Regions from separate parts of the Homo sapiens genome. Here region 1 is linked to region 2. Evidence: read pairs that join two places in POLR2A ChIA-PET (ENCODE). Cell type or tissue: PC-9. All regions are shown on one strand. Links, peaks and the distances in the headings refer to the core of each region. The heading gives the core; the rest is flanking DNA.

Region 1 (5,859 bases), core at 302-5,301, 86 kb before region 2:
CAGCAACAGGAATGGGCACATCACTCACAAACTTTGAAAAGTTAAAAATACTCTCCTCAAGTAAAGTGATTTTTATTAAAGTTCAAAAAGCAGGACTTAAAGTTTCTCTTCTCACATTGTTCTCAAGGGTATTCTTCAGCTTTCACTTTCTTCTTGCCCAAAGGCAAAGATGACATAGCTGTGTCTTTACGAATTTTCATCCACTCTTATAAGAAAACTGAGACATACCAACACTTTCAAAACATTTAAAGATAGTTTTCTTTGAATCTGTGTGACCAGGAAATCCAAAATAATACATTGACTCAAAGTCTTGCAATGTTTTGATTCATATCCAAGATCTACACAAAGAACAGCTTTCATTCTTTGAACAAATATTTTCTGAATGTCTACCATATGCCAGGCTCAGCACTGGGCACTGGAAACTTAACAACGGTATAGGAGGCATCCACTAAGTATTTTTTGTCCTCATTTGAACCAAAATTAGGATGAAATGGGGCAAAAGATGTGAGTTAGTAACTCTTCATTAAAGACTATTTTTAGTATTGTTTTAACTTTTAAATAATTTTATTTTTTAATTGATGCATAATAGATGTACATATTTTGATGATACAAGTGACAATTTATACATTCATGTAATTTGTAAAAATCAAATCAGTATAACTGGGATATATATCACTTTAAATATTTGTCTGTTCTTTATGCTAGAAACATGCAAATTATTCTCTTCTACCTATTTTGAAATATACAATAGATTATTGTATGTAGTCATTAAACTGATCTCTCAAACTCTAGGCTTTATTTCTTCTATCTAATTGTATATTTGTACCTATTAATCAACTCTCTTCATTCCCCCTCCCCCACCTCCTGTTTTATCACTTCAAAATATGATCATAACTCAAACTGATATAGCAAAACTAACTTGACAAAGTAATCAAAAATAAGACCGATTAATATATAATTAGGAATTCAATGTGTACATGTAAATAAATACTTCTAAAACATTCAAAAACCATTTTTTCTCAACTAATTTACTCCTCCACAATTTTGTGCACACTATTAATTTTAAATTTTAATGTACTGAGATTTTAAGAAAATTTTTAACTCAGTTTTCTCCTAAATAATAAAAATTTCCACATATGAGAAACCAAATCCATAAGCTTTGGGGGGCTTCTATACGCTCTTTTGCATTCTGCTCTTCACACTCACATCCCATTTAGAGCCTTGCTCTTAGGTGTCGATTAATTCCAAAGCTGGCTGGGCACATGAAAGTGTGCAGACATTCAGTGCTCCCACTGGAAGGTTACCTCACAGCCCAAAAAATAAACATTTGCATTCTCACTTAGAGAAATAGAAGAGGATGAGAGAAGAGAGCAAATGAAAGTAACTTAAAAGGTGTTATAGCTTTTTAAATGTTCAATCATTTAATCACTACCTTAACAGAGATGTGTAAATTATACTTATTAATACTAAAGAAAAGACTGCCTTGGCTATAACATGATTTTGTTACATATTATAAATAAACTTTTGTCTGTTGGAATTGTTTTGTGCAAAAGTAAGTGAGCCACATGACAGCATTCGTGGTTTTAACAGAAACGTTTTCTGCTGGTGGAAGCTTCTGCTAGAATGTTACTCACACATAAACCACAAGTGCATTTTTTGTTACTAGGGAAAGTAGAACAGATATGGTGTTAGACTTTGCCTTCCTTTAAAGCCCAAAGAAAGAAAAGATTTCTACTGCCTTAACAGTTTGAAAGCAAGTGAAACAAGCTTTACTTCCCATAGCATTCTTCTTGTTTAGAACATTATGCAATTCAAATTCACTTTGCAGAAAATAAAACCAGAACATTTAAGAGAAGGAGGGAAAGGATCCTAGAAGAAAAGACTGAAGGAAGCCATGTGTCATTAATTCAGTTATAAATTATTAGCTGAAAGCAGCCTCTCAGCATTTGTATTTGATGAACAAAAATTGATTGCTTCAAGGGCATTTCAATCCTTTTGATGTTCCCATCTTTTAGCCCACCACAAATCTGAATCCTTAACAGAATGATTATAGCATTATAGTAATCCTGAGAGCCAATACTAAAGGATTTGCAAGAGCAATGGAGATCAATAGTTTGAAAAAAGAATGTCTTTTTGAATTGACAGCGCTGTCTCGCCTGATCGTGAACCTGAACAAAATAAGTGGAGTCTAAGTACACAAGCAATCTCACAGGCCAAGCTGAGCTGCTGTGATGAGCCAGTTCTCTGAGAGCTTGAATAGGCCTGAGCGCTGAATATTTCTAAAGGATTAAACCCAAACTAATGGCAACCCAAAGATATTTTGCAAACAATCAGCTTTCCCCCAAAATGGTTAAGATAATACATTATGGGTCTTGGTTTGGTATTCAAAAGACTGAGTTCAGCTACAGGTTCAACATTTGCTTTTGCATAGAGTTTGAGATTATGGGAAATTGGATTAGCAGCAACGTTGTCTTAATGGCCATCTCCTTTGGGCTACTTTGAAATTGAGAATCCCCGCAGTATTCCAGGATGGACTGGAAAAACTACATCCTTAACACGTAGCATGTTAGAAAACCCAATGAGCCAGAATTGTTTAAAGACACAATTGCCCACATCTATGGGATTTTCAAGTTGTAACATTACTTGATACCTCAAAAGACAGAGAAAGACAGCTGACTATTAAAGGCTTCTTGAACAATTCAAGGATTAGCATAAAATTATACATAAAGGAGAGTAAGTACAGCAGAGGCACTTGCTCACCACAGTAGGGGCATTGTTAGGAAACGCAAATGGACTCAGTGAAAGTGCGAAGGCATCTTAACATTGTCTGAGGGCCCGCATGTTTTAACATTGATGTATATATTTTCCAGTTCTTTGTTGCCTCAACAAGAGGCCAGCTTAGTCCACTGGAGAAAGAAGTCAGAAGACTTCAGATGGCACACATCTGGAGAACATCCCATGGAAAATTGTGAATGGCTAAGTAATCTCTTTCAGTACCAAGACAAGGAGTGGTAATTTATGGTTTAACAGACTACAAAACCTGCCATTAATTCTAACATACAAACTTTAAACCAATGATTTGGAAGAGTAAAATACACAACAACAATTAACAGAAGGAAAACAGCCATCCTGAATGACACAAGTTTCACACTTTCAAAGATTGAAAAGAAAAGAAATCCTTTCTCTAACCGAGTTTATGTTTTCAGCCACCACACAAGACAGCCTTGCCGGCCATTACACTGGTGGGATGGTGCTGATCCTCACATTTCTGGCATCTAAAAGAGTGGCTCAAATTAAAAGCATGTTGAAGTTACAATCCTTGAGAGGTGTGCTGGAGCAGGCTTAAACATTTTATTTGGAGGCTATGCATGATAACATGTGATCCTTAAAGTTAACCTTTTCTTTCAAGCTGTTTAAAATGTTTTGTAGCTGTTCTTGTCTAAATGAATCAAAAGAAGGATAAGCAGGAACTAGCATAAATAATAGCTGCCTTAAAAGGGGGCAGCAAAATTGATAGCTCTACAAATGGCAGCCACCTGTACCAGGAAAACTCAAAGAAAGAGAATAAGCATTTGAAAGAAAGAATAATTGGAGTTGTGACAGCAAAGAATAGCAATCACTCCCCAGAAGGTGTTTAAAAAGCTCTTCTCTCTCCTACTTAATCACTGTTCCCTTAAGCCCATAAATTAAAATGCAATGTGTATGTTATATGCATTATGAGCATGAATACTCATGTAATCTAAAGAATCTTAGCCCAGCTTGTTTTCATACTACCAGACTCAATTCCATAAATAATATAAGAACAACAAACTCTTACAGTGAACCGTTCTGCATTACATTATCTCACAATTTTATTGAATTGTATTGATAGTCTGTTAAGACTCTCATATTAGTGCATAAACAAAGACTTGATTTCTCTAACTAAAAAATTATCATTCTTTCCTTTAGAAAAGGTATAATGGATACATCACTAAATGTGAAAGAAATTTATAAAAGAATAAAGTACTCGTTGGCAATGTATCCCTGAGAACTTAAATGGTACACATGATGGATGATGGAGTGAGTCAAATGATAGCTTTGTTGTATTAAAAGAAAAGAAGTCCGTTGTTGGAAAAAGAAATGCACAACCTTCTAATTTTTGAAAGAGTAAGAAATATTCAGCTCTAAGTCTTTAGTAAATTAATAATTCAATCCAACCAACTTGACTGACATCAACTGGCCTTGTGGTAGGGATTCAAAAATAAAACACTTGAAGGAGCTTGAAATCTAGTAGGGGTGATCGTTGTGCCCTTGAAATGTGCCTGTGCTATCGCAGAAAAATGTACATCGTCTTTGTCCTTAGGTTCCTGGCACAGAGTTCCTAAAACCGTTGGAATTTCCTGAGTGATAAGAATGGCTTTTATTATTCATAAGGAACCCCTTTTGATCCTGTCAGAGTTTATGCTAATGAAGTAACTTGCAGTGGGGTCCCTAGATAGACTCAGGATAGGGCTAGTCACTAGGAAGACCAAGTGATTAGAACTGGAACTTTCATTTCCTCCCACCAACATCCGGGAAGAAGAAGGACACCTAGAGATTAAGATCTATAAAAACTCTTGACATGTGATGAGCTTCTGGTTGGCAAACACATGGAGGTACTGGAAGGGTAGCTCCCTGGAGAGATCATGGAAGCTCTGCACATACACACCCCAGCTCCTATATATTGCCCTATGCGACTCTCCCGTTTGGCTGTTCCTGAGTTTTCCTTTATAGTAAACTGGTAAATACAAATAAGTACTTTCCTGAATTCTGTGAGCCATTCTAACAAATTATCAAATCTGAGAAGGGGGGGTCATAGAAACCCCAATTTATAGCTGGTCGGTCAAAACACAAGTGGTAACTCAGGCTTTGTGACTGGCATTTGAATTGGGGGGGTCAGTCTTGTGGAGTTCAGCCCTTTAACTTGTGACATCTGACACTAACTCCAGGTAGATAGTGTCGGAACTGAATTGAATTGTAGAACACCCAGTAGAGAAACAGTTCTATTAGTGCCATTAGTATTATGGTTTTATTATTGCCAATGTCACCTAAAAGCTGATCTGATTTTCTATAAATACCTATAATTTCAAAGGACTTTTAGCATCATTTACAAGTGAAAAAGCTATATGTAATCAGTTAAAGAGCAGGGCAAGCCTAGCAACACTATGCAACATAATCTTCCCCAAATACTTCCCTTAGAAGAATACACAACAAAGGTTATATGTTTGTTTGCCTGGTGGGCAGCAAGTCAACATCCAAGACATTGAGGATGGCAGCAGAGAAAGAACTGAATGGGGAGGTAGAAGAGAACCTCAACTCCACCTCTCCAAGGAGCTGGTTCTAAGGATTTTAAAGGATTTGCAGGGGACCGAGGTGTGAGGACTGTTAATTAGTTGAAGAGTGTAGAGTGAAGTCATGAGAGAGAGAGATGAAAAAACTTATTCTTACACTGATGCGGTTGCTCTGTGGGGGTCTATAAATTGGTTGGCATCAGTCATTCCACTGGAATTCAAGATCTGAAGAACATCTTAAGCAATTCTTAAATATAAAGCCTTATAATTCTAACATCAGTGATCCTATCTATAAGACCAGTGGGAATGCAAATGGTCAGTATTTAGTGATACATGACTTTTGGTTACAAGGAAGAGGGCCAAAGTACAACCTGATTAATACATAATTATAACTGTATTTCTGTCGAGAACCCGGCATGTAATCCCTGTTAACCCTGTGAGGATGGTTTCCATAACATGTTCCAAGGAACACTAGTCCCAAAAGATGTTCTCTACAGAAAAAAGATTCCATGGTTAATTAGTTTAGGAATTACTAAACTATACACAGATT
Region 2 (5,859 bases), core at 545-5,544:
CACATCCCATATCCAATCTATCTGCAAATCCCATTGGGCCTACCTTCAAAACATATGCCAAATCTGACCCCTCACCACTACCCCATCTTTCAAGTCATCACCTTCCCTCACCGAGGCAATTACAATCATTTCTCAATGGTATTCTCCATCTCCACCATCCATACTCTCCAAACCAGTCAGAATGATCTTTTCTTATACAATCAGATCATGTCATGCCCGTGTGCAGAATTCTCCAATGGCTTCCCAAAACCTTCAAGATCCAAGGCGATCTGGCCCTGCCTATTCTTCTAGCATCATCTCCTTCCATTCTTCCCCCTCCCTTACTCAGTGGCCACCACAGTGACCTTCTCTGTTCCTCAACATGCCAAGCAGGTTTCCACCTCAGGGCCTTTGCATTCACTTCCCTCCATCGGGAATACTCTCCCTGTAGGACTCCACATGGCTGGCTCCCTTCCTTCATTTATGAATCTTTAGAGAAACCTTTCTGACCATCCCTACCTCTTTGTCCTGCTTAATTTTTCTCCTATCACTTTCTGATATTATATGACTTTTTTATTTCTTTATAAGTACTTTATAAGTATATTAAAATTTATACTCAAATTAGCCAGGTGTGGTGGCACATGCATGCCATCCCAGCTACTCCGGAGGCTGAGGCTGTGGGAGGATCTTTTGAGCCTGGGAGGTCGAGGTGCGGTGAACCATGATCTTGCCACTGCACTGCAGCCTGGGCAACAGATTAAGACCCACCCCCCCACCCACACACACACACACACACACACACATATAATGTATATTTTTTACATATACATATATATTTAAAAACTTACATTTCATGAGGGTAGGGACTTTGTCTCTTTCAGCCACACTGTAGCCCTACCAGGGCCTGGCACACAGTAGGCACTAGGGAAATATTTGCTGAGTGAATGCATGAACCATCCCCAGCTTGTCATAGAGATGACTACACTCTAAAACATTTCTTACCGTTACCTTAATTACAACAACAGAGATTAAGCTGATTCTAATGATAGAAATTTGTTTGTAATGAAGGTCCTATTGAGTCAACCAAGAAGAGACACAAATAGAAAAGAGATTATTCTGTAAAGTGCCATGTAACGTCTGTAAATATTTTCTTCCTGGTTTTCAATTAGCCTTCACAATAAAATGCTATCCTGCACGTTGCTATTTCTTTAACTGCTCTAATTGGAGGAATGAAATTGACACCCACTCTGCCCTCCCCTTTGTGGGCTTCATTCTTCTAGCATTCCTGAGCTGTAACCCTGCAAGGGTCCATTACCCAAATCCAACACAACAAATACTTCACTACGCCAGGACTGTGGTAAGATTTCAACAGTGAATATAAATGCTGTGCCTTCCAACACTATTAGTCTCTTAACGGCCTATCAAAATTAAAATGAAAAACTCTGTGTTGCATTTGGCTTGATCTGATAACAAGCAGCTCTTTGCCTGTCGCTTGTTTGGACACCAATATCAATTAATGGGAGGTACTGAAACAAGTGAAGCTCCTGGTTCAGTCACAAGAACACGTTATAGTCATTACAAGCACGAGAGTAAAATGAATGGCTGAAGAGCAGCCGCAAACCTGTAAGAATGCTCAGAACCAGGGATTCTACCTTTGTTAACGGTTTTCAGTAGGAAGAGGTGAGAGACAGCACATTCTAAGATCGCATTTTACCAGAGAATGTTGCTATTCTTGGAGAGATGTAAAAAGTGGCAAGGGACTTGGGTTTAAAAGCACAAACACAGAGAGAATCCCACCTTAATGGGTACCATTATGATATCCAGTTCAATATAATGAGGCTATTTCTACAATCTACCCATCAGCCCATATTAGCACGCTTTACTGATGCGGATACAACAAATTCTGTTTGAACAAGAAATCCCTGGAGCGGGGGTGGGGGAAGGATCCATTCACAGGCCCTATCCATTTAGCAATCAATCAAAGAAAAAATATTCTTCTAGTAAAGACAGCAGCTCCCATTTGAATCCTCGTAAAATATTAAATGTTCTAAATAAAATAATTTTCTGTGGGTGACACGTTGATTGTTGTTTTGTGAAAACATCATGACTGTTGATGCTAAAATTAGTGAAGAAGAGATGGGCTCAGGATATCGACTGGCAATTGAGCAGGTCCCAAGTATACCCAAACTCTGAAGAAACTGAGTCACTTTGTGGAGACCCCATATTAAAAAAGAGAGTAAACTGTCCATAGACCATGCAAAATATTGGCAAAATGTCATAAATGACTATGTAAGTATTAGGTGGAATCATATGAAATTGCCAATATTGAACTGTTTTAATGTATAGAAGTGACAATTTCATATGGTTCACCCTAAAACAGCATTATCCACTTAAAGAAAGCATGCCAAAGAGGAAAGCAGGTGGATGCTGGAGTCCAGACCCTGGGTTGGTATGCTCGCTGGACCACTCACTAGCTATGTTGTATTGGCTGAGTCACTTAGCTTCTCTGGCCTCTCACACAAAGCAGCCGCCCTTCAGATGTGAGTCTGTCTTACTCCTCAGCCTTCCTAAGCATGCAATGAACAAAACAATGTGCCACGCCTCTTTCAGCTTAGAGCTAACAACCACCTCCCAGTCTCTCCCAGACAGAGGAACAATACCTGAGAATTACCTCTTATAAAAGAAAAAAGAAGCAAAAAAAATTATAAACATCCAAAATAATTGACAACATATTTCAAAATGTAATACATCTGCAAAGACTATTTTGAATCTAGAATTCTTTAATTTAAAAATTCACTGAGATTCATAATCCTATCAGAACTCAAACCCCAAAATTTTGAAAAATCCCATCTGCAGCAGGACAAAACATCATTCCAACAGGACAAAAATCAACACAACTGCTCCCTCTCCCTGAGGCAATGAGATAAACAGGGCCCACCCTGGGTAACGTCCTTGAGAGAGTTAAAGTTGAACTCCTTAATCTGTAGCCAGTTACCTTGCTGCCAGTCATGAACTCCCTTACCATACACATCACACACACACACACAGACACACACACACCCCTCCCAAGGTGCCCAACTCCTCCCACTGTCTCTCCTCCCTACCTACTATCTAGCCAGAAAGCAGTCTAACCACACCTGTGAGCTCATTTTTCAGGAGTGACCCAAACAGTGCCAAGGTGCTTTAGGCCCTCTTCCTTCTAATTGTGAGTGGACGTACTTTCCTCCATAAAGGCATCTCAGTTACCAGCAAGCCCACAGGGAAATCAGGCTAGGATACAGCTTGGACATATGCTTATTTCTTTTCCCTACAGACACTGTCTTACTCATTTTGATGTCCTCTGAACTGTGCACAGTGCTTGGCACATAATAGGTGTTCAATAAGCCTTTTATGAATGCTTAAAGGCCACTAGTCCTAACCAATTGAAGGAGGATCTTTCCAGATGCATCAAGATAATTGCTGATTTCTTGTTCTTGGGCCACCATCTGCTTCCTAAGACTCATGCTTTCCCTCCATTGGTCCAAAGACTCACACACATTTATTTTGTGTTCATTGGCAAGACAAAAATTATTTTATTCAATTTCACTAAAATAACCACTGTAATAATTCACATGTACTCAGTGTTACTTTGTGTTGGGCACAGGGCCACCAACCTTACACATGATCTCATTAAATGTTCCAATTGACTCTATGAGGTAGAACCCATTATTACCCGCATCTTACAGGTTTTTGTTGTTGTCGTTGTTTTTTGTATTTTGTTTTTGTTTTTGTTTTTGGTATTTTTTTTTTTTTTTGAGATGGCCTCTTGCTCTGTCACCAGGCTGGAGTGCAGTGACACGATCTTGGCTCACTGCAGCCTCTGCCTCCCAGGTTCAAGCAATTCCCCTGCCTCAGCCTCCCAAGTAGCTAGGACTACAGCCCGCACCACCACACCCGGTTAATTTTTTGTATTTTAGTAACGACGGGGTTTCACCATGTTGGCCAGGATGGTCTCGATCTCCTGACTTCGTGATCCACCTACCTCAGCCTCTCAAAGTGCTGGGATGACAGGCATGAGCCACCACACTCGGCCCATTTTACAGATTTTTTAAAAATAGAGAGATAGTGTAGTTAAGCAATTTGTCCATAGTCACTGGGCTAATGAGTGGCAGTGCTAGGGAACGGACAATAGACTCTACATTCTAGAGCCCAACTTCTTAACTAATATGCCATGTCACAGGATAAAATATTATGATACCTCATTTGATAACATATTTTTCAAATACCTTGTAATGCATTCCTATGTTTTTCAGAGTTTGAAACATCCAACTAAGAAGCCTAAGGTTTAGACTGCATCATATTCTAATAACAACAGGATTATAATATCAAATGAGACTCTCTGACCCTGCAAATCTGGAACCAGCTGTATAGGGACTTTGAACCTCCCTTTTCTCCAATCTGCTGGTGTTTGTCATCCTAATATATACCTCATATTTTCTTTCTGAAAATAATTTTTAAAATATACCCATCATACATACGGCAGCACAGTGTATTCGTTTCAATAAGATTTACATTCAGAATATTGATATCCAAAAAAAAAAATTTTAAATGGTGTTGTATGTCTAGATGCTAAAAAGAAAAAAAAACATATTTATTACTAAAGCTGGGTGAACTTGTTAATTATATATCAGTACCAATTTGGGAAAGGCAAGAGACTGTGCCTCCCTGGCACGAAGAAGGTGCTCCATAAATGCTGACGTTTCTCCCTCTGCATGGAAATCTCTGCTTCCTTTAGAGTATCAATGACAACAGTGAAAAATAGAGTGAGCCTGACCAAACTGCAGAAATCACCACATACAAAGAGCACAAAGCTTGGAGGTTTGTGTGTTGTGGGACTGGGGAATGGAGAGAAAATAAACACCTAAATGTGTGGGTTTGAGGATATAGAGAAAATAGTTTCCAGTCCTGATGAAACATGCTCAGTTCTGGATCCCCGTCTCTCACCTTGTACAAAAATCAACTCAAGAAGGATCAAAGACTTAAATCTAAGACATGAAATTATAAATTCTAGAAGATAACATTGGAAAAACTCCTCTGAACATGGATTTAGGCAAAGAATTCATGGCTATGACCCCAAAAGCAAATGCAACAAAAATGAAAATAAATAAATGGGACCTGATTAAAAAAAAGCTTCTGCGTTGCAAAAGAAACAATCAGCAGAATAAACACACAACACACAGATTGGAAGAAAATATTTGCAAACTGTGCATCTGACAAAGAACGAGTATTCAAAATTTTCAAGGATCTCCAACAAATCAACAAGAAAATACAAATAATACCATCAAAAAGTAGGCAAAGGACATAAATAGACATTTCTCAAAAGAAGATATACAAACAGCCAACAAACGTATGAAGAAATGCTCAACATTACTAATCATCAGGGGAATGCAAACTAAAACCCCAGTGAGGTACCACCTTACACCTGCAAGGATGGCCATAATTTAAAAATCAAAAAGCAATAGATATTGGTGTAAGTGTGGTAAAAAGGGAACACTTTCACACTACTGATAGAAGTGTAAATTAGTACAATCACTATAGAAAACAGTATGGGCATTCCTTAAGGAACTAACAGTAGAACTACCATTTGATCCAGCAATCCCACTACTGGGTATCTACCCAAAGGAAAATAAGTCATTATATGAAAAAGACACATGCACATGCATGTTTATAGCAGCCCAATTTGCAATTGCAAAGATATGGACCAATCTAAGTGCCCATCAACCAATGAGTGGATAAAGAAAATGTGGTATATATATACTGTGGAATATCACTCAGTCATAAAGAGGAACAAAATAATGTCTTTTGCAGCAACTTGGTTGGAACTGGAGGCCACTGTTCTAA

What was found. Peaks named below come from ENCODE experiments on the same cell type or tissue, not always from the same donor. Only the 100,000 strongest peaks of a DNase experiment are listed, where the experiment ranks them.
Region 1: POLR2A ChIA-PET joins it to region 2 with 5 read pairs; 2 of 35 experiments call an interaction of 5 or more read pairs at or near these places.

The regions. Positions count from the first base shown.
Region 1 is chr6:100,346,772-100,352,630 of GRCh38, forward strand. No RefSeq gene overlaps it. Among named protein-coding and RNA genes, the nearest start is that of SIM1-AS1, 44 kb to the right of the region's middle. In PC-9, for the core only: no CTCF peak of the experiment used is centred there; no DNase peak of the experiment used is centred there.
Region 2 is chr6:100,432,985-100,438,843 of GRCh38, forward strand. All of the region lies in intron 9 of SIM1 (SIM bHLH transcription factor 1), which reads right to left. It overlaps SIM1-AS1 (SIM1 antisense RNA 1), which reads left to right. Exons shown (of 3, transcript NR_187148.1): 3 at 4,272-5,859. Among named protein-coding and RNA genes, the nearest start is that of SIM1, 29 kb to the right of the region's middle. In PC-9, for the core only: no CTCF peak of the experiment used is centred there; a DNase peak (open chromatin) is centred at 2,527.